Regions from separate parts of the Homo sapiens genome. Here region 1 is linked to region 2. Evidence: read pairs that join two places in POLR2A ChIA-PET (ENCODE). Cell type or tissue: CD4-positive, alpha-beta T cell. All regions are shown on one strand. Links, peaks and the distances in the headings refer to the core of each region. The heading gives the core; the rest is flanking DNA.

Region 1 (16,565 bases), core at 7,332-12,331, 180 kb before region 2:
TTATGCTAGATGAACTCACTTTCTGCGTCCTACTTAAATGAAAACAGAAATGCTAATATCCCTACAGATACAGTGCCTAGTATAATTTGTTTGTTCAATATCGTGAATACAACAAACTCTCGGTACATATTTGTTAATCTGAATTTTCAGTGAAAAGTTTTTATTTCAATTAATGTGAAGTTGATTGTGCCTTTGAAAAATACTTTCAGTACGGACAATCATCATTTGCCCTGTCTATACCACTTTGAGGTGTAAGGCTGGATTACTTATGCAGCATGCAGTTGCATTTAAATTCCATGTGCTCTCACTGAAGCATTTTTAAAGGTTATGGAAGCTATGTGCTGGCATATCTCTTGGCAGCTTCTCAAGGCACATGGCATTTAACTTTCTTCAGCAACACAAAAACACAGAGCATAACTTTCAAACCAAGATGAGAGTATCTGCTCTCACTTCTACTTCAACATTTTTTTCATTTCTTTTTTGAGACAGGGTCTTGCTCTGTCACCCAGGCTGGTGTGCAGTGACACCATCATGGCTTACTTCAGCCTCAACCTCCCCAGTTTAAGTGAGCCTCCTGCCTCAGCCTCCTGGGTAGCTGGGACTACAGGTGTGTGCCATCAGGCCTGGCAAATTGTTTTCTTATTTTTATAGAGATGAGATCTCTATAAAATTGCCCAGGCTGGTCTTGAATTCCTGGCCTCAAGTGATCCTCCTGCCTCGGCCTCCCAAAGTGCTGGGATTACAGGCATGAGCCACTGCACCTGGCCAAAAAATTTTTTTTAATCTTATTCTGATTACTCTTAAAAGTCTTACAATTGAAATGCAGAGTCCTTTTTGCATGGAAAAGGCAAAATGCCTTTTACTAAAATGGTAATCTACCAACAATCTCATGTTCAATAGGCATTGGTTGTTGAACTTGAAAACTTCAAATGGAGTGGTTGGCAGCAGCATTCAGCAATGCGGCAACATGTAAATTATGAAATGTGTATGCATGTTTATATATGTATAACGTGGTCCACTTGCAGAAGGATAATATTAACAAGTCAGTAAATACCACAAAATGCCGAAGAAACCATATCTCTAACTCACTGTAGGTAAAGAAGCTGAGGTCCAGAAAGGTTAAAGGATTTACTGGGATGGTTGCAGAGGCAATCCAGTACCCCAGTGAGTGCTCATTCTGCTTGCTGGGTCAGTTTGTAATTTGGTAGACTCCTTACCCAAAAGCTAAGTAAGCCTCCCTCAAAACACATGGTAAAGCACCCTTTCTTTTTATTCCACTGCAAAAGTCATCATTTTGGTCCTGGGGTATTGCAACAGCTTCCTAGCTTTCACAGACCTTTCCTCTCCCAACCTATCCTGCATACTAGTATTTTAAATAAAAACATGGAGAAAAGGCCCTCGTACATTGTAAGATTCACTGTAGTAGGCTGTCCTGTGTCCCCACATCACTTTCTTTTCTCTGACTCATAAACAAATGGCTCTAAACTAAGCACTGCATCAAATTTAAGCTCAAATGCCTGACTTCTAATTACAGACATAATCTCGGCCATTCTACCTCAGCACACATTGTTCTCACTAAAACCAAATTTATTCTTTGTTTTTAGTTAGGTCACCCTTTGTCATATGTGCCATGTACTGCTGCCACCCTGCCACTCCCCCATTACTGTGCTGGCCACCCCTCCCCATCTTCAGGGTCATTTAAATCATTCCCTTTCTTCAAGGTCTTGCGTAGGTCCCACCTCCTCTGGGAAGTTTGTCCAGTTTACACTGATTTCTCTCTTCTGAAATTATTTGTTCTTCTAGATAGTATTATACCCCTTCCTGCACTTTCCCATGTGTGCTACTTTTGTCTCTCCTCAAAGATTAGCTGCAGGAATGTATTATTAATGGAAAAATCAAGTTGCATACTAGAATGCATGTACCTTAATTCCATTTATGTTTGAACATACACACACATATGCACGTGTATGTCTGCAAATACACGGAAAGTCTGGAAGCATATACATTATACTTTTGATAGTATTTATCTCTGGAGGTGAAATTATAGGTAACTTTAACTTTTCAGTGACACATTTCAGTAATTTTTTTTTTTAACAGTGAATTACAAACAGAAAAAGCATTTCAAAAGTAAAGAAATCTTCTTTCCTCTTGAGTTAATTTTACTTGACTTACAGGAAGTCATTAACTGTGCACACATAAAAATAATCAAAGCAGTTACCCAAGAGGCAGAAAATCACAGAGAAACAGCAGAGGCTTGAATATATGTTTTTAGAAAAAAAATCAAAAAACAAAAACACACATACGCACACAAAGGAGAACGTCATGCAATATTTAAGGGACCGACTCAGAATCCTGACTGATGAAGTAGAAACCAAAAGTTCATTTAGGTTTGACCTGCAATTTTCACTGAATTACATCGACTTGAATAGAAATGCAGTATATTTTCTATATCACAGCCTTAAAAAATAGGTTTCCAGTGGTGCTAATTTGTTTCCCCAGAGTGGCATTCATAATATACCAATTTTACATGTCCAAGGTATTAAGAATGTCTTACAGTAATTATATGAAGTTTCCTAAAGAAAGAGCTGTAGACCCTAGAAGATTCAAAGGATTTAAAAGAAATTTTGTGCTGAAAGTGAGTAATCCTCAGCAAGTACAAAGCATCAGTGATTGAGAAACACACAAAAAGATATTTGTGCTACTATGACATAATAGAGTTGTTTCAAAATATTGAATTCAGTTTTTTTTATCTATATCCTATGGGTCTAAATATATTAATTAATGTCATCATAGGAGCTTTACCTTTTTCATACATTTTAAACTATCAAGAGTGGGCATTAATTGGTTATATAATGAAAAATGTAGTTATTAAAATCAAACTAATAAATTTAAAAATGTTTTAATGCCCATTAAAAATTTTTAATCTAAATTTATTAAGCCAGTAATGGGGAAAAAAACCATATGTAATAAAATATTTCCCATCTTGGGATAAAATGTGTGTTAAGAAAAGTATCATTTTAAAACAACCTAGTGCCATACAACCTAATTACCTGTCAAGTTGTAAATCCCAGTGTTTAGTGTTAGTACCAATTTTTGCTAATGTTTCCTTAAAATTGTAAATATGCTCTGGAATAACTCGGTTGGCAAATAACATAAAAAGCCATGTGAGTTTCTGCCCAAACTATTTCTTTTAAGTAATAGAACACTGACTTTGACTTTTTGTTTTCCTGATTAAGGATGTTACAACCCTTTTTTTTTTTTGGTGATTTTTATTTGGCTATATATAAAAAAGTGAACATGCTAGTTTAATATGTATAAAATCTTCAGGCATTTTGAATAACATTCTTAAAAATTCTCAGAGGTTTACATAATATCTAGATGAGCTGAAAGGCTTTACAGTACAGCAAGCATATAGGGATATGGTTAAATATTTTGGTCATTTTGGGTAAAACTTTAGAATACTGCCTGAAAAATATATAAAGCCATTAATTCATAAAATTTAGTTCATACTTTCTCTTTAATCCTGAGTTAGAACTGCAGATCTTTCCATCTTGGTTTAGGCAAGATCAAATTCTCAAGTAGTCAAATATGCACACTTTATGGAGTCTGGCTTTACTTACATAGAATAAAAGTCTAGCATCTTTAAGGTAAAATCTTGTGAAAAGGGAAGCCTGTCAGTGCAGCATGGCTCTCACCATCCTCCCCAAGGATACACAGAATTCTGTAAAGAACAAAGGAGCCCTGCTTGCAATCTCCCTTTGTTGCTACTATGTGATTTATCTTAGTTTTTTCAGTAAGGACTTTTTCTAAACATGTGAAAATAAAAATTTTTATTGCAGATTAAGTCATCAGTTAATTCCCTCTAAGCATTTTCAATCAGCTCTATCTTTAAAATACAACTAAAATAAACCACTTTCATCACCTTCTAGGGTCACTGATACTACTCTAGTCCAAGCCACCATCATCAACTCTCCTCTGGATTGCTCTATTAGTTTGTTCTCATGCTGCTATAAAGGACTGCCTGAGACTGGGTAATTTATAAAGGAAAGAAGTTTAACTGACTCACATTTCCACAGAACTGGGGAGGCCTCAGGAAACTTACAATCATGGCAGAAGGGGAAGCAAACACATCCTTCTTCACGTGATGGCAGGAAGGAGAAGTGCCAAGCAAAAGGAGGAAAAGCCCCTTATAAAAACATCAGATCTCCTGAGAACTCACTCACTATGATGAGAACAGAAGCATGGGGGTAACTGCCCCCCATGATTCAATGACCTCCCAATGGGTCCTTCCCATGACACATGGGGATTATGGGAACTACAATTCAAGATGAGATTTGAGTGGGGACACAGCCAAACCATATTAATTCCATCCCAGCTCCTCCCAGATCTCATGTCCTCACATTTCAAAACCAATCATGCCTTCCCAACATCCCCCAAAGTCTTTTTTGCCTGTTTGTTTTTTCTTGAGACGGAGTCTCACTCTGTCGCCCAGGCTGGAGTGCAGTGGTGCAATCTCGGCTCACTGCAAGCTCCGCCTCCTGGGTTCATGCCATTCTCCTGCCTCAGCATCCCGAGTAGCTGGGACAACAGGCGCCTGCCACCACACCCGGCTAATTTTTTTTGTATTTTTAGTAGAGACGGGGTTTCACCATGTTAGCCAGGATGGTCTCTATCTCCTGACCTTGTGATCTGTCCACCTCGGCCTCCCAAAGTGCTGGGATTACAGGCATGAGCCACTGCGCCCAGCCAACATCCCCCAAAGTCTTAACTCATTCCAGCATTAACCCAAAAGTCCAAGTCCAAAGTCTCATCTGAGACAAGACCAGTCCCTTCCACTTACAAGCCTGTAAAATCAAAGACAAGTTAGTTACTTCCTAGATACAATGGTGGTACAGGCATTGGGTAAACATACCCATTCTAAATGGGAGAAATTGGCCAAAATGAAGGGGTTACAGGCCCCACATAAGTCCAAAATCCAGTGGGGCAGTCAAATCTTAAAACTCCAAAATGATCTCTTTTGACTCCATGTCTCATATCCAGGTCGCACGGATTCAAGAGAGGTGGGGTCCCAGGGCCTCTTGTCAGCTACGCCCCTGTGGCTTTGTAGGGCACAGCTCCCCTCCCAGATGCTTTCATGGGCTGGTGTTGAGTATCTGCGGCTTTTCCAGGAACACAGTGCAAGCTGTCAGTGGATCTACCATTCTGCGATCTGGAGAATGGTGGCCCTTTTACAGCTCTACTAGGCAGTGCCCCAGTAGGGACCTGTGTGGTGGCTCCAACCCCACATTTCCTTTCTGCACTGCCCTAGTAGAGGTTTTCCAGGAGGGCTCTGCCCCGGCAACACACCCCTGCCTAGACATCCAGGTGTTTCCATACATCCTGTGAAGTCTAGGTGGAGGTTCCCAAACCTCAATTCTAGACTTCTTTGCTCCCACAGACTCAACACCATGTGGAAGCTGCCAAGGCTTGGGACTTGCACCCTCTGAAGCCACAACTCTTTTAGCCATGCTGGGACACAGGGCACCAATTCCCAAAACTGCACAAAGCAGCAAGGCCCTGGGCCTGACTCATGAAACCATTTTTTCCTCCTACGCCTCTGGGCCTGTGATGGGAGGGGTTGCCGTGAAGACCTCTGACATGCCTTGGAGACATTTTCCCCTGTTTTGGCAATTAACATTTTGCTCCTCATTATTTATGCAAATTTCTGCAGCAGGCTTGAGTTTCTTCTCAGAAAATAGGTTTATCTTTTCTATCATATCACGAGGCTGCAAATTTTCCAAAGTTTTATGCTCTGGTTCCCTTTTAAACATAAGTTCCAATTCCAAAGTGTCTCTGTAAATACATAAAACTGAATACTTTTTACAGCACCCAAGGAACCTCTTGAATGACTTGTTGCTTAAAAATTTCTTCTGCTATATACCCTAAATCATCTCTCCCCAGTTCAAAGTTCCACAGACCTCTAGGGCAGGGAAAAAATGCTGCCAGTCTCTTTGCTAAAACACAGCAAGAGTCACCATTATTTTAGTTCCCAACAACTTCCTCATCTCCATCTGGGACCACCTTAGCCTGGACTTCATTGTTTACATTACTGTCAGCATTTTGGTCAAAGCCATTCAACAAGTCTGTAGGAATTTCCAAACTTTCCTACATCTTCATGTCTCCTGAGCCCTCCAAGTCTCTAGGAAGTTTCAGACTTTCCCATATTTTCCTGTCTTCTTCTGAGGCCTCCAAACTGTTCCGACCTTGGCCTGTTACCAACTTCCAAAGTCACTTCCACATTTTCAGGTATTTTTACAGCAGCACACCACTACCTGGTACCAATTTCCTATATTAATCTGTTTTCACACTGCTAATAAAGACATACCAGAGATTGGGTAATTTATAAAGGAAAATGGTTTAATTGACTCACAGTTCTGCAGGGCTGGGGAGGTCTCAGGAAACTTACAATCATGGCAGAAGGGGAAGCAAATACATCCTTCTTCACATGGTGGCAGCAAAGAGGAGAAGCCCCTTATAAAACCATCAGATCTCCTGAGAACTCACTTACTACCATGAAAACAGCATGGAGGTAACAGCCCCCATAATTCAATTACCTTCCACCAGGTCCCTCCCACGACACGTGAGGATTATGGGAACTACAATTCCAGATGAGATTTGGGTGGGGACACAGCCAAACTGTATCAATTGCTATAACAGACTCCTAATGAGTCTTCCTGCTATGGCTCACATATATTAGGTAACTTGTCCAAGGTTGCTAAGCAATGTGTGCTGCAATCTGAAATGAGATCTGTCTTACTCTAAAGTTTATGCTCTTTTTACTACAAAAGGGGTTTGGCTACGTGTGTATATGCTGGGTGGGGTAGGTGTATGTGAACATTTGAAAATATGTATTTGTGTATATATATATTCATATATACATGTTTGTATATATAAATATATATATGTCTGTATAACTATATACACACATATATGTATAATGTGTGTGTATAAATTGTGTGTGTTTGTGTTTGTGTAATTTAAGAGATACCTTATGGAACCCTCATAAATGAAGGTGCTGAAACCAGAGATGCTTTGATAGAGGTGAGGGAAGAAGACTCACAGTCCTCCAATATTCTTTCTCCTCTGCAAAGTACTTCTCAATGAAATACCAAAAACTGCAAAACACAACTTGAAAACTACTGTACTATACACATTGCCGTCCCTTCAAGGAGTAAGCATTGTGCTTCTGGTTTCAAAACAGAGGCCATTTCACAGGAAGATCATGGTACCAAAGGAAAAAGTAATCCCCACACACCGGACAAAGTGACCTTTTAAAAATGCAAATCATGCTGTGTCATTTCTATCAAAACCCTCCTTGGTCCTGACATCATGGTCTGTTGCAAAAATGACAGGCTATCTATAAAGCACTTAGGAAAAACTGCTCCTAAAACAGACTAGAACAAATGTTGCTATATTTAACTTCCCTGAGTCAATACAATAAGACCTCTCTTCACCTCTGATAAAAATTCTATACCCTATGTGAAAGCTACCCTACTGCTGCCAGAAATGTTAATGAGTAGCAGAGATAACTGGCTCAATGATGTATTAAGATGACCAGTTTATTGGGAGGCCGAGGCAGGTGGATCACCTGAGGTCAGGAGTTCGAGACCAGCCTGACCAATATGGTAAGACCCCGTCTCTACTAAAAATACAAAAATTAGCTGGGCATGGTGGTGGGTGCCTGTAATCCTAGCTAGTCGGGAGGTTGAGGCAGGGGAATCACTTGAACCCAGGAGGCGGAGGGTGCAGTGAGCAGAGATCGGGCCACTGCACTCCAGCCTGGGTGACACAGCAAGACTCCATCTCAAACAAACAAACAAACAAACAAAAAAGACGACCAGTTTATAGCTTTTACTATCTGTAATTTATCTTCTTAGTTTCACTCTCCCAGTTTATAAATATTTTAAAAGTTGACTCTTTATATAGAAAACCATAAGTATTCTAACTAACGAACTAAGTTGGGCCTAAATGCCCATCAACCAACAACTGAATAAAGAAAATGTGGTATATATATACCATGGAATACTACTCAGCCATAAAAAGGAATGAAATAATGGCATCTGCAGCAAGCTGGATGGAGTTGGAGATCATTATTCTAAGTGAATTATCTCAGGAATGAAAAACTAATTATCTTATGTTCTCACTTATAAGTAAGAACTAAGCTATGAAGATGCAAAGGCATAAGAATGATATAAGGAACTTTGGAGACTTGGTGGGAAGGGTGGGAGGGGGTGAGGGATAAAAGACTACACTTGGGTACAGTGTACACTGCTCGGGTTACAGTGCACCAAAATCTTAGAAATCACCACTAAAGAACTTATACACGTAACCAAAAACCACCTGTTCCTCAAACACTATTGGGAAAAAAATTGAAATGTCAATATACTTGGAAAGAGTCCTATTAATAATATAAACATCAAATTACTTCTGATTTTTGATAAGCAGAGTAAGTAAAATGATGAGCTCATTATTAAAAAAAAGAAAATATGAAAAAAGCAAACTCATGCTGAGTATGTCATGCTCCAGTAAGGAAACAATGCCACCAGTGTGGGAAAAATTCTCGAGGAAAAATAGGCTTTTATAACTGGATAGCATTTGAGTTAAGATTAGAAACAAAACAAACAAAATTAAATTATTTATTCCTCTAAATGGAACGTTCTTAATCATCTTAATGCTAAAGTTTCCTTTCTTGTAATTGGCTGAGTTGTTTTCACGAATCAGAAATGAGCAAGTCCATCAATAGAAATCTGTCACAGAGACTGATCTAAGCTAGAAGCATGAGTTAACATAAAACAAAAGGAAGAAAATTTTTTTCCTGAGAATGCCAAGATTTAGTCACTAAGAAAAGGAGAAAATGATAGTCTTTACCAAGTATGACTATCACGAAGATACAAGAATAATCATAACAATCAAAAATGCTTTGCTTCAGATGTAGTAAACGTAAATTCCTAAATACTTAAGAAAAAGCAGAAATGTCTACACATTTGGAAAATTAATGTCTTTTTTTTTTTTCTTGAGACAGAGTCTCACTCTGTTGCCCAGGCTGGAGTGCAGTGGCGCAATCTTGGCTCACTGCAATCTCTGCCTCCAGGGCTCGAGAGATTCTCCTGCCTCAGCGTCCCGAATAGCTGGGAATACAGGTGACCACAACCATGCCTGGCTAATTTTTTGTATTTTTAGTAGAGACGGGGTTTCACCATGTTGGCTAGGCTGGTTTCAAACTCCTGACCTCAAGTGATCTGCCCGCTTCAGCCTCCCAAAGTGCTAGGATTACAGGCATGAGGCACTGCGCCCGGCCATATTTTGAATTCTTATCTGAAAAGTCTACTTACCTAAACTAAAAATATTTTTTAAAAACAGAAATAATCTTTAAAATAATTGTGGGTGTGAAAATCTTTGAATTATAAAGTCTTGCAGGGACTTTTCTCTTGAAGAAGGCTTGGCTATACTTAGATTCAGTATAGGTATTTCAAGTAGCCTGAACACAATGGCTGTCCCTTGAGCTTCTAAGAATGCAGAAGAGCAAAATCCTCTGCAATCATAAGTGCAAAACCTGTAATTATGGTTATTTAACAAAATGGTTTCTGTTAAGATATTTGATGATGAAATTTCCACTCTCTTAGATGTCAGTGCCCACATTTTATTCAGGCTTTACTCATGAGTAAATGTATTATAACTGTTATTTGATTAAATGTCAGTGGCCACCAGGCCTAGTTCATAAGCAAGAAGCTTAAAGAAGGCAAGCCACAGAGGGTGTGGAATGATTACAAAGAAAGATGATGAAAGGAGAATTGTTTTTGCAACTTGGTGATGTGAGGCAGTGTTTCACCTTAAATAAAGTAACCACAAAAGCTTTAAAGAAGCAAAGGACTATTTTGGCAGCAAGAGGAAGGGAAGATCAGTAAAATGGGTAAAGTCAAGTAAGGAAGAATCACAGCATAGAACAGCAGTATTTTAAAGTTTTATGTATACTGCCTTATTTACATGTTTATCCACTCAACAGCTGTGTCAGGGAGAAAGATAAGCTATTATTACATTTCCATTTATAGAAGAAACTGAAACTTACTGATTCTCTGGATTTTTTAAAAATACTTTTTAAAAAAAATTTTTGAACTAATTTTAGATTTGCAGAAAAACTTCAAAAATAGTACAGAGAGTTCCTGTATACTCTTCACCCCACCTTGCCACCCTACATGCATCTTATCTGATCTCACAAGCTAAACTGGGTCAGGTTTGTTTAGTACTTGGATGAGAGTTTTGTGGTTTTTCACCAAGGTAAAATATATTGCTAGAAAGAGTTTAAGATTCCTATTCCAAAATCAGTGCTCTTTCTACTATACTACTGACTTCTACACAAAACTCCTTATTCAGATATAAAATTTTCTATCTGATCAAGTAAAATTATGCAGTTCACTTGACATTACTACTACATGTTACAACTTTAGAGATGTATAAAATTTGCAATAATCTAAAAAATTCTACGTGAAATGCTCTGTAGTGGCCCTGATAAGAAACTGGTTTTGTTTTATAGAATTGAAACCCTCAGATTGCGCTACATGCAGTTTTCATAAGATCTAGAAATGTATTCTAAAATGAATACATTGCTTAATGAAATATAAGTGGACGAATGTCATGGAATTATCATAGTGCCTACTGAATATTCAGACTACATTTTCTGAGTCATTTTACTCGGTGGTAGTAGTAAATATTACATATTCCACTAACTTGATGTTATGCATGCTGCAAATCCTTTGATTCTGATTCTAGTCACTATGAAGGGAAGATTATTTCTAAAGTAAATTCCATAGGAATATTGCTATATTATATATTTTCATAAAGAAGATTCTGTCAATGACAGCTACCATTTCTTAAACACCCATGTGCTGAACTGAGCCAGGTATATTACATATGTTATCACAAATCCTTCCCAACACTTCTAAGATGCAGGTCCAGATAAAGGAATCTGAGACTCAGAAACATGTAGTAATTTGTCCAGGTTAGTAACATACCTTGGATAAAGAATGGAACTGTGATTTTAATATGTAGGTCTATATGACCCCAAAGCCCATGCTCTGGTCATAATACCATACAATCTAAAGAGAGTATCAGAAAAAAGACAAGTATACTACAAACAGTTTGGTAAAAGATAAAAACTGTCATTCTATAATAAAGAAAATGATGCAGAGGGAAGAGATAGATTTGCTAAACAATGAGAATATGCATACTGTGTATGTTTCATTAGTTTGTAGGCTTTAAGTGGGAACACAGTGTTGTGACATAGCATGGTCTCATCTGTCTGGGAAGGTCATCCTTCCTTTCTATTCGTTCTAAGTAATAGAATAATAGTTATTCTATTGAGTAAGAAGCAACATGAAGGATCCACATGGGAGGACTAGGGTGAGGGTGAAAGTAGGGAGAGAGTTTGGTCTGTCAGAACAGGCTAAAAACCCTATAATCACTGGGGCAACAGGTTTCATGACCAGATTGCCCAAACGTTGTATGCAGATTAGAAACAAAACAAAACATGGACAACATTGAAATAAGTAACAGAAATCCACACAATGAAAATATGTCCTTGCCAAAATAATAAATTAATATTCTTCAAAGCACAAAAGCAATCCTGTTAATATTCTTTTCTATTGGTGCCTTTTAGGTACATTTACAACATGATAAACTAAATTGGATTTTATACAATTCTTAAGTAATACTCCTATTGTACCACACCAGGTATCCCATATAGTTAAATGAACACGCCTTGTTACTTTGCATACCCTCCTTTGCATAATGTTCTTTAGAGGTAGAAAAACACACAGCCCAGATGGTACTTATTTTTCTGTAGCACAGTATTTTAATTTCTCAAGTCGCAGAACGAATATTTTGATTAACAAAAAAGCCTAAAATCAAATCCTCCCATTTTCTTTCAGAATTTAAGAGACAAGAAACATACTAATAAATACTGAATGATTTCTTCAACCATTTGATAGGTTGATAGGTTTCAATGAACAAAATTCTTCAAATTAGTATGAGTCTTAGGCTAAAACATGTTAAGATATTAACACTTGGCCTATGGTTATGATTGTTCTTTGAAAATCATAAACCATGACAAAATACTCTTTCAATACAAAAAGTAAACTCAGTTTTTATCAATTATCTGTGAAAGAATGAACAAAGTGTGTGTGGGGGGGGGAAATCAATGTTCTATGTAAAAGGTTAAGTGGAGCTTTGGAATTGACAGTGAAAGCCCACACAAAAGCTAGGATGAGTAATCTCTACAGCCTCCTTGACCCATTAAAAGGTGATGAGTTTGTGTGACAGCCAAGAATTATCTGCTCTCATGACATGGGACAAAAAAAGTTCGTTTTACATCTTATGAACTTACGAGTTCATTTCATTGGCACAAATTAGAAATAAGACTATGAGATAACCTGGATTTCTTCAAGCATCAGGTAAAACAGAACGCAATTACTGTCAAACAGATTGGAATTATTAAGTTCTTTCCATTTACCAAACTGTTAACTAAAACAATTTTTATAGTAGACCAGGTCTACCTTAAGACACTAATTATTTTCTTGAAGTACGTTCTTATCAATCCAGGGGGCTCATTCACGTTTTATTAGTTAAGATTATTTCTGGCTACATATATAAGCCAAAATTATAGTTGCTTAGGCAAGATCAAAGTTTATTTTTCCTCACATAAATGAATTCTGGAGATAGGTATTCAGGCTTTACACAAACACTGACTGAAGTCTCCAGGGCCTCAATCTCCTCCAGTATCTGCTCTGACATTTTGTGATTCAGAATGTCTTGGCTTCTAAAGCTCCAGCCTTGAATCTGCATAAAATAGACAAATGCAGAAAGGGTAGGGAGTGTACCCTTTCTCTAAAAAAAAAAAAAAGAAAAAATGACAGTAAGTCCTCACTTCATCTCATTGATAAGTTCTCGGAAACTGAAAATTTATGTGAAACAACATATAACAAAATCATTTTTTTCTTTGTCCCTCATCAATGTTATAACAAAATGACAGTGAAGGAAAGGAAGTTGAGGGCCTGCTGTACAATGATGTTACGTGAGGGCTTATTGTACTAAGGATTCCCATAGAATGCTTACATTTCATTGGCCACAACTCAGTCGTGTGACCAAACGTGGCTGAGGGTAAGAGAAATGCAGATTTTCTTTCTTTCTTCTTGTTTGGTCTAGATGTTAAAATACCCAGCTACAAATCAGTTTTGTTACAAAGGAAGGAGAACATGGATACTGAGTGGCAAGTAGTTGTGTCTACATGGTGGTATATGACTGAGGTTAAAAATTCATTACATCTATGTGACCCATCATAATCATTTCCAGAACTGATTTTTAGCAGTCATAGGAACCTCTAATAAGTTTAAGAATGAGGATTCTCTTCCTTCACATCACTTACAAACATTTTTTTAAATGCAATTTATGTAGCTTTAAACTTCACTAGAGTACTTTCAGAGGATAAGGAGAAGGCAAAGTTAAGTCAAATAACCATGTCTAATAACTGTCCTAATTCCAAAAAGATTAAGAAGCGCACGTCTGAAGAAGTAGATTTAGTGGCATTTAATCTATTCATACCTTAGAGTTAGCATAACAACTCCTCAAGGAAGGCAAGTGACAGGAAAAGGGGTTTGACAAATGATTCACTCCAATGCCTACTTAAATGCTTTGCCGTTTTGCGTAAATGCCAGCTGGTGGGATGGATCACTGCTACTGACATGTTCTACTCTAACTCTTTACTGGAAGCCCAGCTATAGCTGCTATCCATCTCAAACTTCATCTTAGGGAGAAATACACTACAGGATATGAGGGGTAAAGTGATTCCAAGAACAAGGAACTTGAAAGTAACAGAGAATATTTGCAGAGCTGGGTATAAATAAATGAAGGATGGATTTTAATGAAGAAGTCATATACCTGGAAAATATTGCTTCACTTGTTAACAAAAAGCATGAAATTACATTTTTGTCGTTTTATTTTGATGAGAGAGATATGAATAAAGCAAATGACATTTAAGATATATTTGAAAAGGAATGGACTGGGTACATCATAGGGTAAATACGATTCCAACCCAATCCCAATACATTCTGTATATCAACAGTGCTTAAGTGTTGTAACTCAGTGGCAAATGAGTTTTAATCATAACCCAAATATTTTGAAATATTCTTCTATAATATTGAGAAACATTTTATACCATTAGAAAAAGATTAGCGTGAGTGGTAATAGGAATGTTTACCTGGGAATCAGAAGATCTGGACTCTAGGTCTCAGTTTTACCTCTAACACAAGATGGGACTCTCTAGGTTAAGTTGCTTCATCTCACTGTGACTGAGTTCTCTCTTCTTTAATATAGCTCTGAGATTCTGTGGTTCTACGTGTATTCTCTTATCTCAGGGAACTCCTGAAAGCCTTAGAAACATTTTGGCTGGGCATGGTAGCTCATGCCTGTAATCTCAGCACTTTGGGAGGTGAAACTCCATCTCTACATGACATGAAAAAAAAAAAAAAAAGCAAAACTAGCTAGGGACCATGGTGCGTGCCTGTAGTCCCAGCTACTGGGGAGGCTAAAGTGGGAGGATCGCTTGAGCACAGGAGTTTGACACTGCAGTGAGCAATGATCTCACTATTGTGCTCCAGCCTGGTCAACAGAGTGAGATCCTGTGTCTAAAACAAAGCAAAGCAAAACAAAAGAAAAGAAAAAGAAATTTAAAAAGCAAAGAAATATTTCATAGTTCTAAGATTTAAGAGATAAGACAACCTGGCCAAATCCACACTGAGAAAATTTCAAGCTGTTTGCAATGATTCTTTTTGTTTGTTTGTTTGTTTGTTTGAGACAGTCTCACTCTGTCACCCAGGCTTTTTTTTTGAGATGGAGTCTCGCTCTGTCGCCCAGGCTGGAGTGCTGTGGCACAATATCAGCTCACTGCAAGCTCTGCCTCCTGGGTTCACACCATTTTCCTGCCTCAGCCTCCCGAGTAGCTGGGACTACAAGTGCCCGCCACCACGTCTGGCTAATTTTTTGTATTTTTAGTAGAGACAGTGTTTCACCGTGTTAGCCAGGATGGCCTCCATCTCCTGACCTCAATCTCCTGGCCTCCTGAAGCGCTGGGATTACAGGCGTGAGCCACCATGCCCAGCCCGATTCTTTATATAGAAGAAATGTCACTGGAAGAAGCCATAAGGGTCCTAACTTCTGGTAAACATCCAGATACTTCAAAACTATGAGTGTGTTAGAATCACTTCACTTGTATCAAAGATACAGCTATGTACTCTCCTGTATCAACTTTGTATTAGTCTCCTATCTCTCCTCTATCTTGCACAGAAGAATTTTTTGCTGATTTAGAGAATGAAGAGGCCTTGTGATAGTGATAATGAAAGACAGACTATGGCATTCGTAAGAATCTGTACTTTCATAACAGAGAATGGAAAAATAATTCAGGTACTTCTTAAAGTCAAGAAAATAAAAGGATAGGAAAAACACCACTACTCTGGCTTCAAATAGTTCCTCCTAGAGATGCTCGTATAGTGAATTAGGTCCAACACAAGAAATCTAAGAAGATGTTCTAAAGAACTTTGCAAAAGGTACCAATCACCATGGGATTCACATAGAGGCTAAATATTAAATCTGTCTTTTTAAGATAAAATATATGTTGAAAGCTATTATCAATAGTTGTTTTTGAGAGAAGTATATCTAAGAGATTATGGTATTCAAATGTATGTCAATGCTCTTTGAAAATAAGTGTAAAAAATTCTAAATGGATGTTTGAGTCACATAAGCATAGATGAGCAGAAGCAAATGTAAACTCCCAAATCAAATAATGTCAGTTATTTGTAGATCACCATAGCCTCATACTTTTCCACTATATTAGTCTATACAGGGTGACTTGTTAGGTAAAAGTGGACATTCTAGATTACAAGAAAGTCTTTGGTTTTCTGATAATAAGGAGATAAAGTGAGCCTTCAAAAATTTACATTAAATTTATTGGACACATTTTAAGAAAGTGAAAGTTCATTTTCTAATAGCTAATGAAGGCAGTGTGTACCTTCAGTAGGCAAGGAATGTGAACATACCTTTACATATTCTTTGAGAAAAGCATATCCTATCCCATTAACTGAAGAAAGAAAGAAAGAAAAAAAATCCCCTACCATGTCCCTATTAAAAAGAAATCAGGCTTGGTATGCTTATGACACTTCAAAGAGCATATTATGTGGGAAAACAAAATAAACATTTAACCTGGCAAATGAAAATGGACTTGGGGTTTTGACATACTTGGCAGACAGGTAGAATTAAATTCAAGTAAAGAATGCAGAGAAACTAATATAGTATTTAAATATTTGCTTAAGTAATATAGTATTTAAAATAACATTCAAAGAACCGTTTTTATTGAAATGTTTTACAGGTTTAGTGAGGATGTTTTTTAACTGAAAGAGCTTGACTGGAAGTACACTTTACTTTCTCTCTGTCATTCTGTGAACTTTAGTGAGGTTTTCTATTTACTTTTTCATTAGGCATTT
Region 2 (16,565 bases), core at 6,904-11,903:
ACTTGAACCTAGGTGTTCAATTTTTAAACATTTTGACCTACCTTTTCTTCATTGTTCCTTCCTTCCTTCATTCATTTCCCTAATACTAACTGGACAACTAGTATATGCTAGACCCAAGAGACAATAATACAAAATCTCTGAACACAAAGAACTTAGACTTCAGCGAGGCCATAAATGTGAAAAATATTATTATACAGTGTAATTGTTGTTGTAGGAGAGATATATATAAAGGAAGGGTATAAGGGACCTGACCAGACAAATATGATCCAGACATTTCCAACAGCACAGACAAGAATTAGATCATCTAGGATGGCTTCAGTGCCTGGTGTCATAGGAAGAGGTGGCTGGGAGGTGAGGAGAAAATTCTAGCAAGGAAACAGCCTGATCCCTGTCACTTTGGCAGTGGTATGGAGGATGAATGAACTGGGGGAAGATAAAGGCAAATCTTAGTGCTAGAAACAGGAAAGGGGCAGAGGACAGAGGAATTTGATTATATTATGGTAATAATGAAGATGAAAGATTAAGACAATGAATGTAAGAGAAAGAAGAAAGATGATGAAATAAGTAATGTCAGTTAGCTAGCAGTTAAATAACTGTACTATTTTAATAAATAAATTGATGATTACAGAAAAAATTAAGCAATAAGAACATGCTAACTTTCTATCATGTATTTTTATCACGTACCCACAGGTAAAGCAAAGCATCACTGCTGGTAGCAACTAACTGAATTATAGACATAGATTTAAATTATCTACAATACACTAAATCTATATATGTAACATCTATGTCTAACTGAAGAAATAAAAATCACAAAAACATACATTTTTAATTTCTCCAGATGGGATGATTTCTAAATAGGAGTTATAGAAAATTCCTTCCTTTTTAACAAACATATACCATATTCTATTTTAAACTTGTATGTATACATTCATTTAGTCCTCCTCAAACTCCTATGAGGTCAATACTACTATCCCTATGTTACACAAGAGAAAATCAAGGCTCTGAGAGTTAAGTAATGTGCAAAGCTAACTAGATGGTACAATCAGTTCTGCTATAATACTTATTCTGAAATGCAAATGTGTCCCAATCCAACTGATACATTAGGGAACAATTTGAGCATAACTCAGATTTCATTTTGCTTATGAGTGACTTCATCCATAAGAAACATGAGGTGACTACAGAAAACTGAACCAAGTCATACAGGAGGACACCAAAAGCACACGCTCAGACATTAACCAGCTATCTCAGTTCACCATGTGAGTTGTGACTGATACCTATTCAGATCTAGTACTACAACTTTTCTTCTGACTTCAGATAATCCTCTTTCCATCACTTCACAACTCACAAGCTACAACCTCTTCTGCTTCCACGAGGGAATTCAGGTCTTTTTCAATATAAAGTGCCAAATATATTGCAGTATTTATTTATTAACCATTTAACACTTATGATATTTTTTAAATGTGTTACTGAGTTTTTGAGTATTGTGCCATAACCCCATTTTCCCGTAAGTCCTGTGGTTTTCATTGTGTAATTCTGAAATGCATGCTGACTTGTAGGAGCAAATATGTTGCATTTTAGCAGGACTGACTCTAAGTAGTGGAGTTATATTCAAGTTTGCTGATTTCAGTGCCCAGGCTTGTAAGTTACAGTGTTTTCCCATCTTTATTTATGTATCATCCCAAACTTTTAGTACACAATATGTTTTTGGACATCTTAAATTTCCAATTCTCTTTTGTGTGAACTGTTGGGATTACTAAACATATTAATATACAGTAGTTGTAACTTGAAAAATATTATAACACATACCTGTGACAAATATGCATTGGTATGAACAAACATTGCCTATACATAAGAATAACCCCATCATAAGTTACAAATTATAAATACTGTCCAAAGTGGAAATGAACTGTCACTGTCAATTTTCACTCCAATTATTTCTCATAAATGCCAACTTGTAGCTATCTATGACCTACTACAGTTGAAAGGAAAATCATAACCAAAAAAATGACAGAATAAGGTTTAATAATTTAGGTTAAAAACTCTGCATAACACTTTTAAATTCAGGTTCCACTATGTACAGTCTACAGTAGCAAGTTAATAATGGAAATGGAATCCCCTACTGGAACTACTCAAGACTTTACAACTTTTCCATTAGTTGATTTACTTTACGAAATATCATCACTGCCAAATCATTGGAGAGAAAATAAATTTGTCAGTTGCAAAAACCATTTAAAAATTATCTCTCCAATGCTTAAGTAGAAGAAAAGCTGAAATCACATAAAATCCATATTTAGGTAGACACACTTGAACTCACATCAATGTCTTTAAATGTAGTATAAACCAGGAATCAAAGTAAGAATATACTAAGGTAGATGTTATCTGGTCAGTGCTAAGCAAAGTCTAAAAAATGTTAACAATCTGGACAAAAAAACTTTAAAAAAAATTCCAAATATCTCTATGTTTAGTATTAAATAGCTAAAATATTAGCATATCTAAGTAAAATTTCCCATCCTTATTCAGCGATACTGAGTGATGGCTTCAGCATCACTTCTTGGCCTTTTGGCTAAGATCAAGTGAGTGACAGCTTCAGCACAGTGGTTCTAACACTGGCTGAATGTTAAAATCACCTGAACAATTTTTTTAAAAAAGGTCCAGGCTACATATCAGGTAAATTGAATCTGAATATTTGAAATTGGGGCCCCAGCATCAATGTTTTTTTTAAGAGCTCCTCAGAATGGTTACAAATATGTACAACTAAGGTTGAGAACTGTTATTCTAAAATAATCATGATTTCTTTAATGAAGCTTATTTTTTTTACTCATGATTCCAGGAGCTACTCATAAATCAAAAGAACCAATTAGGATATAAGAAAATTATACATTTTAAATTCTAAAAGTTCAAAGTTTTATTTGTTCCTTTTTTTACTAAAAATAGTAGCATTCAGATATAGCTTAACATATGGGTCCCTAAAAATATTACTTGGGAAATTTTTGTCAAGTCTTAACTGACATCAGTCAAACATACATGGAAATGTCTGATGAAAAAATGACCATTGTTGGAAATTTCTGTTCTTCTAGAGCTATCATACGAAATACACAAATATATAAATACTTAAAGAGTCTACTAAAACACAGCTGAGTAGAGAGACAACACAAAATGAGATATTTTTCTCTAAACATTCAATATTGAATATAAACTAAATTCAGAATCAATATTGAATATAAAGTAAACTCAGCATGGGACACCATGCCTTATAGTTTTCTTCTATCTCAGTGGCAGCATTTTCTCCATTTCTTTGGTTGGTTCTCTTTCTGTTCTTGAAACATTACCTTGTGCCTGAAGGCTCGATTCTCAGACCAACTTCTACTTCTACTTATAATCTTTATTCTGCGTTTTTTTTTTTTTTTTTTTTAAGATGGAGTCTCACTCTGTCGCCCAGGCTGGAGTGCAGTGGCACAATCTCGGCTCACTGCAACCTCCGCCTGCCATGTTCAAGCAATTTTCCTGCCTCAGCTTCCCAAGTAGCTGGGACTACAGGCGTGCGCCACCATGCCCGGCTAGTTTTTTGTATTTTTAGTAGAGACAGGTTTCACCACCCTGGGCAGGCTGGTCTCGAACTCCTGACCTCGTGATCCACCTGCCTCGGCCTCCCAAAGTGCTGGGATTACAGGCGTGAGCCACCGCACCCAGCCATCTTTATACTGCTTTCAAAGCATTCAATGAGAGAAATAACCAGAAAACAAAAAAGTTAACTTCTTGAAATCCAAAGAAAAAGATGTTTCATACATATTTCTCCAACTATAGCCTTTATGGCTATTTACAGGACAAAATTTTTGAAAAATTTTGAAAAGAGAAAAGTGGGTATGCAGATAGTAAACTAAATGAGTTCAAACTAAACTCTTAATAAATTTTAGTACTTATAAAAAGCTTTATTTTTTCATCTAGTATTTTTAATTCAGTGTTGGGAAAAAACTATTCTAATTGGCTAATTTCTACAAACACTATTCTAAATCTATTTTCAAATATCCTCTGTTAAGCAAGTTTCAAAAAGATTGAAAGCCCATATACCACCATATATAGCACTCATATTGACAAAAGTATTTCAGATTATCTGTAATTAAGATTGCTCATATCAAACTGATATTCTTAGAAATATGTAGCCATTTAAGACTATCACACAAAGACTAGATTATAATGGAGTGAAGCTGGGCAAAGAAATGCTTAAATCAGGCCCTTAGAAACAGAAAGTTAACTGTACTCACTTTAAAACAAGTTAAAAGTGTTTAACCTTCCTCCAACACTGGGCATTAAATCTTACAGGTAATTAATTATGACGTAAAAATGTAATTCTAATTCATAATTGTAACTGTTTTCTAAATCAAAGTATTTTTAAAATTAACATCAATTTATATCAAGTTTCTCTTTTCTAGGCAAGTATTGTCTACCAATAGGCTAGCTAAGTTAGCCCAGTGATAAAGGCCCTTAGCATTAAAACAGTTCAGTCTTTCCTTTCTGAAATCCTTCTTCATTTGGTTGCTGGGACACCATGCTCTACTGGTTTTCTTCTATCTCAACAGCAGCATCTTCTCAGTTTCTTTGGTTGGTTCTCTTTCTGTTCTTGTAACATTAACTTGTTCCTGAGGGCTCAATTCTCAGATCAACTTCTCTTCTATATCTACATATACTTTCTAGGTGACCTCATCTAGTCCCAAATCTTTAAATACCATCTATAAGCCGATTCCCAAACTTCTATGCTAACTTTTCCCCAGAATTCTGGACTCTCTGATCCCACTGCTAACTTGGTATCATAAACAGAACACACCCAAAATTAAGAAGAAAATCTTAATTTTCTTCTCCAAAAGTAGTTCCTCACTATCTCATTGGCACCACCATTCCCAATTCTTAAGCCCAAAGGCCTTAAAATCATCTCCAACATTTTGCTTTTTCTTGTGCACCACATCAGATCTATTAGCAAATCTTGCGAGCTACCTTTAGAATATTTATTTCCACAATGCAATCAATTTTCACATCTCCAACTGCTAATGCCTTAAGCGAAGCTGCTATCATCTCTAGCCTGGGCAGTTCTAGTAGACGTCTATCTGGTTGTCTGCTTTCACCTCTGTCCCACCTGATGTGTTTCCTCCACAAAGCAGCTAGAGGAATCCTTTTATTTTTATTTTTGAGACACAGTCTCATTCTCTTGCCCAGGCTAGAGTGCAGTAGTCCTATCTCAGCTCACTGCAACCTGTGCCTCCCGGGTTCAAGTGATTCTCGTGCCTCAGCCTCCCGAGTAACTAGACTACAGGTGTGCAACACCACGCCCGGCTAATTTTTGTTATTTTTCGGAGAGACGGGTTTTCACCATGTTGGCCAGGCTGGTCTCAAACTCCTGACCTCAAGTGATCCACTCGTCTCAGCCTCCCAAAGTGCTGGGATTACAGGCATGAGCCACCACACCCAGCTCCTAGAGTAATCCTTTTAAATTTAATCATATGCTCTCCTAATCAAAATCCTTTAAGTAAAAAAATATATATACATTTAAATAAAATCACAACTCCTGATCATGCCCTACAAGGTCTGGCTTCTTTGCCCTCATCTATATATACCTTCTACCCTTACCAAATAGCCTTTGTGATGTTCCTCAAACACACCAAATACATTCCTCCCTAAACATCTTTACATTTGCTATTCTCTCACACAGGAAGAGCAATATAGCAGTATCTAGGGCATTCTGGCATAATGGCATTCAGATCTTAGCTCAAATATCACCTTTCAGATTGGCCTTTCTTGGTCATCATATTGAAAATATCAGCTTCTATCATATTCCATCCCCTTATCCTGCTTTATTTTTCTTCCTAGGACTTACCACTATCAGACATAATATCATGTATCTGTTTGTTGTCTACTTCTGCCATTAGAATGTAAGCTTTATGAAGACAGAACCTTCATCTTCTTCACTAGTGTAGCCCTAGTGGCCAGAACAATGCCTTAGGCATGATAGGCACACAATAATGTTAGTTGAATAAATTAGTCCCTTAATAGGGACAACAATAATTAATCACTTAATAGGAACAACAAGTAGATATCAGAATATATGTCTCATGTTTGTGAAACAACTCTCAATAATAAAGTAAAATTAATAAGGCAACAAGGAAAAGAAACTGATGACTCAACCTGCATAGGAACTATAATACATTATTAAAAATTAAATGAAAAATGTGCATATTTGTGTTAACAAAGATAGGTCAAAAGATAATGTTGGCTGGGCACAGTGGCCCACACCTGTAATCCCAACACTTAGGGAGCCCGAGGCTGATGGATCACTTGAGGTCAGGAGTTCGAGACCAGCCTGGCCAACATGGTGAAACCCTGCCTCTACCAAAAATACAAAAGTAGCCAGTAGTGGTGGCACATGCCTGTAGGTTGGAATTTGGGCAAGATAAAAAATCAGAGCTTAGGCCGGGCACGGTGGCTCACGCCTGTAATCCCAGCACTTTGGGAGGCTGAGGCGGGTGGATCAGTTAAGGTCAGGAGTTCGAAACCAGCCTAACCAACATGGTGAAACCCTGTCTCTACTAAAAATGCAAAAAAATTAGCCAGGCGTGCTAGTGCATGCCTGTAGACCCAGCTACTCGGGAGGCTGAGGCAGGAGAATCGCTTGAACCCGGGAGGCGGAGGTTCCAGTGAGCTGAGATCACGCCACTGCACTACAGCCTGGGCAACAGAGCAAGACTCTGTCTCAAGAAAAAAAAAAAAAAAAGCGCTTAGTCCTCCTATGTTAGAACTAATTTCAAATAAAGAAAATCCCAAAGGTCAATCAATACTTTTGGTTTTGCCTACTTAGCTTAAAACACAAGTAGCTTGAAATCCATATAGTCAATTAATTCACATATTATTTACTTCACACCTACTATATAGGAAGGATTCTAGGAAGTGTTTGAAACGAAACAATTGGAGGATGATGCTTAGTCAATGTCTGTTCAATGAAGAAATGACTGAACAATTAAAAAAAAGAAGAAGAAGAAAACTTCCAAGAATGGCATCAAGGCTAAGAAAGGTATCTTATGCCAGTGTTGTGGCTCAGAAAATAACAGACCTCCTCCCAAGAATCTCATCAAATAATCAAGACCAATTAACCACTAGAGAAGAGAGAAAACTTCAGTGAGTAGTCACCATGCTCACATAGACTTTTCATCTATTGTGAGAGCAGCTTCTAGAGATTACCTGAGGGAATTTATGTGCATAATAGGACAACTTTTGTTCACAGTGAAGTTGTGCTTCTCACCTTCCTGCTCCTTGACTCCAGTTCAGAGGAACTTAGTCCCAGGCCATTGTTCTTCAGGCTCATTCATATCCCCTAAAAATCATTTACTCCTACATCCTGCCCTGCACCCATCAACCCTATCCCCAATGAGGAAGAATATGTAGCATCTAAACCTCATTGGGTTATTGGGTAATCATTCTCTTGCAATTCCCCTGTGTTATACCTGTTAAATAAACGTGTATGCCCTTTCCCCTATTAATCTGCCTTTTGTCAGTTCATTTTCAGAGAACCTTCAGAGGGCAAAGGGGAAGCTCTCCCTTGGCCTCTGTACCTACGTGCCTGATAATATGGACAGTCAGTACATGACTTCCGTGGAGAAGGTAGTGTTTGATCTGCAATTTGGAGTGAAACTCTGTTCATCTTAGAAGGAAAAAAGTTAGGTTTGAAAAAAATGGCACAACAAAATTAGTGTGAAACAAAAAATGCATCTTACTGGGCTCATTAGAATGTGTGATTAAGATAGCTCTAACTTCCTATTTCAAATATATATGTTGAACCATAAATATTCTCATAAAATATTAAGTAGACTTTGCTTCATAACCAATTAATTGAGAATGTTGTTTTACAATGAATTGTAACGAAGTTCAAAGCTCTTACCACTTGCCACATGACAGCCAAGATGTCAAGAGGCAAGGAAAGTGACTTCTATTTGGAGAGCCAGCATACCAAGAAGATGGTGAACTAGTGTCCTAAAGAACCATCTTAAGTTAATATGAATTTTAGGCTCCTTTTATGTGGGGGAAAGGGAGATGAGGGAAGGGGCTGATGTGGGCAGCAGTGACGGTCAAAGAAGACTGAAACTTCTTTGTCCTTGGTCAGGTCACAATGCTTCAACAAATCTTTTAACACTACATTGTTACTTCTGTGTAAACCCTCCTTATCTCCTCAGGAGTTAGTTTCAAGGAAGGGACTATTATCATCCTTGCTTTAAACTATAAGCTAAATTCCTCCCATAGTTAGCTTGGCCTATGTACAAAGATAAGCAAAAGCAGCTAACCTAAAAGAGAGCATGAAGGATGGGGAGTTAGGAACAAAAATGGAGTTAGTCATGCTACGCCTCCTTTTCACTGTTACATAATTATAGATAAATAAGGGGAAAAGGACTAAGGGGCAAGACTGAGATTCCAGGGTCACTGTACTCAGGAAAACCCCCACATATTAGGGCAATGGAGCTAACTTGAAGCTACTATGAAGCATTCTGTTGAAGAAACCAGTAAAAGTTCACTTATATATAAATGATAGGCCAATCTACCCAAAAATGGGCAAATTTATATTTTTGAACTATACCTTACAGCAAATAATTCATCTAACGTTCAAATTCAAGGACAATAAAGCCAAACTCATTACCTCTTAGAGTAAATAATATGTTTATAATTTCTCAACATGACCCATCTATGTTCTAGGGGATTTAAAAAAGAAGAAGAAAAAAGAAAATAGCTTGTCACAAAAAAACAGCCAATGGAAGATTCTATGGCCAATAATTATGCTACCAAGCTACACGATGCTTAAAAACATTTTAAGCATGAGCATAAGCTCATTTTGCATATGTAACTTGTTTCTCTCAGTGTCTGAGACTATCAGAAACAAAGAAACCCACATCCTAAGCCACAGAATACAGCCACCTGGTTTTACTCTTATCACAGGATGACAAAAATGCTTTCAGTCTCCTAAGGTCATGCAGATATCCTCAACATTTGTATAGTGTTTTTTAACTAACAAAACTGTTGCATCCTTCCTGAGTTCTAGAGTGGTCAAAAGATACAATGCAAACACTTCTTACGATAACCTTTGCTGTCACATTTAAAGGCATAGGCTCAATGACTAACATAAATTTCAAAATGCTAGCTCCCTTTTCTTTCCCTTTTCTGTTCTGATACTAATATAATAATATATATTTTCTGTTCTAATACTAATATAATTAATATAATTTCAATAAATTTCTGGAATCTTTGTTTATAAAAATGTTAAATCAGTGTCAGCTTTGCAGAATTCATCTGTTAACCCAAAGAAACATAAATAAGTTTATGAGTATAACAAGAAATGAGTTTTTTAAAATGTCCCCATTCTATATTTTTAAAACCCTTGGTTTTCTCTTAATATATATATATATTTTAGAATGATGAAGTTTTTGATTTTTTTATCAGAACACTTTTTACAATAACTTCCAAAGCTAGTGTGAAATATTTGTTGACACATAGACATTTAATGAAGTAATTCCATGATTTAGTACCATAATTTTTATGGTTTTAGTGAAAAAAAAGTGAGACTTGGATAATCTAGTTGAAATCAAGACACATGTGTAAAGAACTTAACAGAAACTACCACCTATACTTGATCTGTTGATTTGATCAGAGAACATTAATAAGTTAAAGGAATGCAACTTCCAATAATTTTCCATGAAAATGCAATCATCTGGCAAAAATATTATTTATTTCTGTTAAAACACTGGTGAAATCTTCCCATCCTTTTTTTAACTTCACAAATGTATTCAACTTCATGGACTATGTTTATATACAACATCGTAGAAAAGAGTTTCAATAATCTCATAATAATTGGAGAGGCTTAACAAGCAACATATGATTAAGAAAAATGGTTATCAATTTTTATATTTTGAAACATTCTTTTTAAAAACAGTATTTAAGAACCAACCTCCAAAAATCAATATATTATTTAACATTTCATTTATAATGTATCATCAGATCATACATTTATAATGTATGACAAGACCAGTCATTCTCAACTTGGCTGCACATTAGACTCACCTACAGATTTGAAAGACGTACCAATGCCAAGAACTCCAACCCCAAGAGATTCTGATTTAATTGGTCTGGGTAGAAACCACATACATATATGTATATATATGATGCCTATGTTTTATATATATAAATATATATATACATATGTATTTCTTTTTGAGATGGAGTCTCACTGTGTCACCCAGGCTGGAGTGCAGTGGCACTATCTCAGCTCACTGCAACCTCCAGCTCCCGGGTTGAAGCTATTCTCCTGCCTCAGCCTCCTGAGCAGCTGGGATTACAGGCGCGCACCACCATGCCCGGCTAATTTTTGTATTTTTAGTAGAGACAGGGTTTCACCATGTTGGTAAGGCTGGTCTCAAACTCCTGACCTCGTGATCCGCCTGCCTCGGCCTCCCAAGTGCTGGGATTACAGGAGTGAGCCACCGCACCCGGCCAGCATTATATTTTTAAAAAGCTTTTTAGGTAATTTTAATGTGTAGCCAAGGATGAGAATCGTTATAGATCATGATCAGCATTCTAAAAACTATATATCTAAACTTATAATTTCTGTAATTATAGTAATTATTAATAATACGTAATTATAACTCCTCAACATGACCCATCCATGCTCTAGGGGATTTAAAAAAGAATCACATTTATAATTTATTTATAAATTATTATAATTTATAATTAATATATTTATATACTAATATATATTATATAATTATTTTATAAATTCAACCCCTAACAGAGTCACTTCTTCCCTGACTCTGATCTACAATCATTTAATTGGTCTGGGTAGAAACCATAGAGATAGATAGATAGATAGATAGATAGATAGATAGATAGATAGATAATGCCTATATTTTATATATATAAATATACATATATATATATATATATATATATTTTTTTTTTTTTTTTTTTGAGATGGAGTCTCACTATGTCACCCAAGCTGGAATGTAGTGGCACTATCTCGGCTCACTGCAACTGAAATAGGGTAATGTTCAACTTGATAAACTGTAGTGTCCAGAAGGAAGCATACCTACGACTGGCAATAAAAGTAAATCTTGGGCCCTAGAAGAAGGAACACTAGTTCACAGCCACGTTCTAAGTTCTGGGTTGACTCCACCAACCTCAAAACATCTGAACTCTACACAGGATAACACTCTTCTAGATCAGACATTTTTGGAATCCTGCTAAGGAAGGGATGACTTGGGGATACCTTTGATTTGGGGTGAGACATACCCAGCCACTTCCTTGTATGGTTATCGCTAGCTGTCAGAGTATAGGAATGGCTTCCAGAAATATTCCTATTGCCCACCCTACTCACTCACCTATTTTATACTATGATGGTGCAGAACCAGAGGTCATATCCTGATATGAACACATTCTATAGCATCTGTTACCAAGAATATGTAGGTAATGGGAAAACAAGACACTCCACTACTACTAGTCACCCTGAGGTAGGTGGTCCTTGCTGGTCAGTGGGGCTATCTCATCAGAAAGTGTGGTTACAAGATCAAAAAAATCAGAGCAAAAGGACTCAAATCCAATGGCAAGGAAGACACATTTCAATTTGACTGAGTGTTCATCACTGCTGCATTCTAAAATCCATAATGTAGTATGTCAGGATGACCTATGCAGTTGTGTTAGAATCCAGTCCCTACATTCCCATTCTCTCCTCCCCACTGAAGGGGATGACCAAGATGTTCAGTTCTCCAGTCACCTTTCTTCGTAGGTTGTCAAGCCTCTGCTCTTCAAGCACAATATCCTATTGAACTGACCAGATTTGATCAAGCTGTACTTAACTTACTGTCAATGCAGCAGACCCATTTTCCAATGATGCAATATGGGATTCAATGACATTGATTCCACCTCTACAGAGGTGAAAGATTGTTACTGGGCACACCTGAACGTAACTGGCTCAAATTACTTATCATGAAGTCACTATTCGAAATTACTTAATTGGCTGCCTAATTAGGCCTCTAGGCTTCAAAATCAATTAGCATGATCAGTTATCTCAGGCACAGATCAAAATAGTCATCCCAGAGAAAGGGTTTACGGAGAGACAGGTTGTCATCCTTGGATCTAGAGCCATCAATAGCCTCACCCAATATCTAAACATCAAGCTTTCTTCAGTCATGGAGGCCAGCAAGAACCATGTAGATTCACCCATAACTCACAATTCATCTACATAGTTTCTGAACAGTCAGAGATCCTGTTTTAAATAAATTATAAATGTGTACTTGCTACACAACTCTATCATAAATTTCTCATGTTTAAAGTGTTCAAATTCCTTTCTTTGTTTAGCTACTACAACAAGATCCACGTTTAGTTAGCTTCTCCTTATTACTTTTTTGGTTTGTTGGTTGTTCTTGCTCTTTATTTTGTTTCCAAAATGTAAAAGTAAAATATTAATAAATTACAGTTCAGTTATGTCAGGAATTTTTCAAAAACAATTATTGGTCTGAGCTTTTTTCTTGAAGACCAGAAGTCACAGTTAAAACACACCCACACCTACATATACCCAAATAACACAACATAGTCCACAATCCCAAAAATTAATGCGAGTTATAAACTAACAAAAATCTGGGTTCAAATAATTAATTTATGGTACAGTCATCAGAGAAATAAAATAGAACTTTAAAATAGTATTGCAAAGTAGGTACCAGAAGAACTAATATAAAGCATAGCATGTACCTCTCAAATGGTTAAAGCCAAGGTCATTAACAAGGATACCGAAATGTTTCTCTTAAATAGCCATTTGGCAGGCTAAGACTCACATTCAAGTTCTTGTCAAAGAAATACAAACTCACTAAAATGTTGTTTATTTTGAAAAATTGTTAATATGAGGCAGGTCTTCAAACAAGGCAGTTAAAGTTTCTGGAATATTAAAAGGGACTTACAAAAAGATCTACAGCAAGTATTCACAGTAGTCGTATAACAGTAGTGCTTCAATGTAGAGGACAAAATAAATGCATGACCAAATGTTTTCTTGAAAATCAGTCTAAAATTAGATGACCAAAGACGTAAGTACTACATCCACAGTCAAGATATAAAGAGATTTTCCATAGAAATGAATGAGCACGACACACACAGATTCTGCAAGCATAGCAAAACCTGAAACTAAAAATATTGTTTTAGCTGGGAAAAACATTTTTTATATATAAGTGAATTACGGTGAGTTTCCAAAAGGCCTGAAATGCATACTGAATTGAAACAAAAAAAAAATCCATAAAATTTGTAAATTTAAGTGAGGAAGGTAGAGTAAAAAAGTAAAGTACAAAGGAAAAAAATTAATGAACACAGTAAAACTACTCATAGACACAAAAGAAATACAATATGTAGGCAATACAAAAATTTGTTATACAAGAAAAAATATGGATACCCAAAGTTTCCATTCTAGGTCTTGATATGAATCTCCCCCTATAAAATCCTTTAACTACACCACAAAATTTTCCTGCCTCTGAAACAGGTAATTGATAAGTTTGAATGTTCCCTCCAAATTTCATGTTGAGATAAAATCTGCAGTGTTGGAGTGTGGGCCTAGTGGGAGGTGTTTGGGTCATGGGGGCGGATCCCTCATGGCTTAGTGCTGTCCTTGAAATAGTGAGTTCATTCTCAGGAGCTCTGGTTGTTTAAGTGTGTTCCCCCAACACTCTCTCTTGCTTCTGCTCATTCCATGAGACACCTGCTCCCCCTTTACCTTCTGCCATGATTTGTAAGCTTTCTGAGGTTTCCCCAGAAGCAGATGCCAGCACCATGCTTCCTGTACAGCCTGTAGAACTGTGAGTCCATTAAACCTCTTTTCTTATAAATTACCCAGTCTCAGGTATTTCTTTATAGCAACACAAGAACAGACTAACACAGTAATGTTTATCTGATGAACTCTTGTGTCCAGAAGGAAGCATTACCTGGGCCTGACTATAAAGGTGACTCCTGAGCCCCAAAAGAATAGTTCACAGCCACATTATAAACTTTCAATTGACTGCACCTACCTCAGGAGATCTGATCTCTACGTAGGGCAATACTTTTCTATAACAGAAGTCTCTTGAGAGTATGGACACTAGAAAAATATCTCTACTCTCTGAACTCTTATTGCATTTTCTCTTCTCTACAACAAATTGTGTGAGACTCTCATAAACTGCATTTTTTTCAAAAGCACTTTTGGAAGTACCATTACTGCTAAAGGCCACTGTACATGAAGTCAGAGCTCCTTGAAGGCATGAATAGTGTCTTATTTGACTTTGACCCTCCCTCCATACCGTAAAGCTGCTGACCACTCAACACACACACAAAGCCTGTCTTGGTGCTTTAATCACAACTGACACCCAATAAACATTTGATTAATAAAGACCTACTATATTATTCTTCTCTCGAATTTTTTCAGCATCACACAAGTAGACATTTTATTTTATATGGCTTAATTTAAACACTATTTTACACACTATTTCTGTACTATTTAATTCAAATGTCTTTATCACTCAACAAAACAGTAAAACCAGGAGATGAAGGATGATGCCTGTTGTTTTGTATCTTAGGCAGTGTCTTAAATGTAACACGTACTAAATAAAGACAATGACAACCACAGCATTCCAACAAATACATAGGAATGTGTATAACTCTTCAGAACATGTTTAAAAAAAAACAAAAACAAAAACATGGAACTGACAAAGGTAATGCCACAGTTTGCTTTCAAGGGTATGGATATTTTTCACATTCCCCAACCTGACAGGCAGGTCTTTGCCCCATAGATTTACCAATGATCATATAATTGCCAGATTAATTCAGTGTTATATGACTTGCTACAAATTAATGAGACTCATTAAAAAAAGAAGAAGAAGAAGAAGAAAGAGCCAGGTGTAGTGCTTGTAATCCCAGTGACTCAGTAGGACAAGGCAGGGAGGATTGCTTGAGGGCAGGAGTTTGAGGCAGGCCTGGGCAACATAGCAAGATCCCTTCTCTACAAAAATAAAAACTCTTAGCCAGCTGGGGTGGTGTGCACCTATAGTCCCAGCTACTCAGGAGACTGAGGCAGGAGGAATACTTAAGCCCAGAGGTTTGAGGCTCCAGTGAGCCAAGATCATGCCACTGCATTCCAGCCTGGGCAACAGTGCAAAACCTCAACTCTAAAACAAAAACCAAAACATTATATACAAATTAAAGATAATTAGACTCAACAAATGGGTATAAAACTCCCTATTTAAGGCCATGTGCTAACAGCTGAGGATATAAAGGTAAGAGGCGGTACCTAACCTTAAAGTGTTTACAACGCTATGAGATGTCTTCTCCAGGTAGTTCAAGGGAGACAGCCAAGAAGAGACTTCAAGTCCCTTAAAATGCTCATTCTTTTCTAAGAGTAACGATGCTTGTTCATAGTGATAGATAATATATAAATTATTTTCATGATAAGAATAATGAACTGTCTATAATCAATGAAGATCAAATGGGGGAAAATGACTTCAAATATAAGGAGAAACTTCACTTAAATATAAGATTATTTGATCACTCAAGAAGTTAAAGACTAGAGTATATTCCAAAGACTGTCTGCATCCCTGGAGATCTGTAGGGTGTGAAGTGACAATTATTTTCTTGTTTTGATAGAGCACAAGAACAACTGATGTTCAAAGATCTTTTGCTGGCCTATGAAATTACAGAACAACATATATATTGCAAGAGAAGTGGGGAGATTACATATCTAAAACATTAGTGAGCAATATGGAATTCTTGAGCACTAGTTTCTGTATTTCCAGACTTTCTAGGTGAACTGCAGATAACTGGAAACAACTTAAAAAGCTTTGCATTGCATTACTAATGACTCAAAGTAATAATGTCATGAAAGACAAAGCTCAAGTTGGTACAATTCATTTCACTGCTAATTGCATTGTTAATTGTGATTATCAAAAGAAATGCACTACAATACCGCACTTAACTTAGCATTTAGGTAATTTACTGTTACCTAAATCTGGCCAAGAATACAGCCAGTTAAAATAATCTTCTATCTAATATAGTACATAAGTATTACATATGTAAAGTAGTGAGCATAATCAACTGCCAGTAAATACATTAACTTTCTATTTTTAAAAAAACTTACGTAAAAGCTGGATTATTGGCTATGTCAATTGGAAATCATTCTTTTCCAAATAACAGTAAGCTTAACCAACAGCAGCTTAAATATGTAGGTAGTTATTTTTCTCAATTAAAATGACTGTCAGTAGGTGGTTGCTAGGATGGGTTTAGCTGCTCATTGCTATAACCAAGGACCACTATCTTTTTACCTTACAGCCCTGCTTTTCATGTTTATACTTGTTACCTTGTTGTCAGAGGATCACTGCCATACTTTTCAACTCAAATCAACATTAAATCAGAAAGAAAAGGGTGATGCACCACCACTTGTCACTTTTATAAAAAAAAAAAAAAAGCAAGAGGTCCTCAGCATGCATTTAATTACTTACCTTTAACCAGAAGAACTCTGTCACATACCTACCCCTAATTATTAG

What was found. Peaks named below come from ENCODE experiments on the same cell type or tissue, not always from the same donor. Only the 100,000 strongest peaks of a DNase experiment are listed, where the experiment ranks them.
Region 1: POLR2A ChIA-PET joins it to region 2 with 19 read pairs; 5 of 35 experiments call an interaction of 5 or more read pairs at or near these places.

The regions. Positions count from the first base shown.
Region 1 is chr6:44,967,326-44,983,890 of GRCh38, forward strand. The region is part of intron 6 of SUPT3H (SPT3 homolog, SAGA and STAGA complex component); the gene reads right to left. Among named protein-coding and RNA genes, the nearest start is that of MIR586, 220 kb to the right of the region's middle. RefSeq lists a silencer at 5,494-5,694. In CD4-positive, alpha-beta T cell, for the core only: no CTCF peak of the experiment used is centred there; DNase peaks (open chromatin) are centred at 9,836 and 10,246; H3K27ac peaks cover 780 bases.
Region 2 is chr6:45,147,329-45,163,893 of GRCh38, forward strand. All of the region lies in intron 2 of SUPT3H (SPT3 homolog, SAGA and STAGA complex component), which reads right to left. It also overlaps the pseudogene LOC100420052. Among named protein-coding and RNA genes, the nearest start is that of MIR586, 42 kb to the right of the region's middle. In CD4-positive, alpha-beta T cell, for the core only: no CTCF peak of the experiment used is centred there; a DNase peak (open chromatin) is centred at 8,933.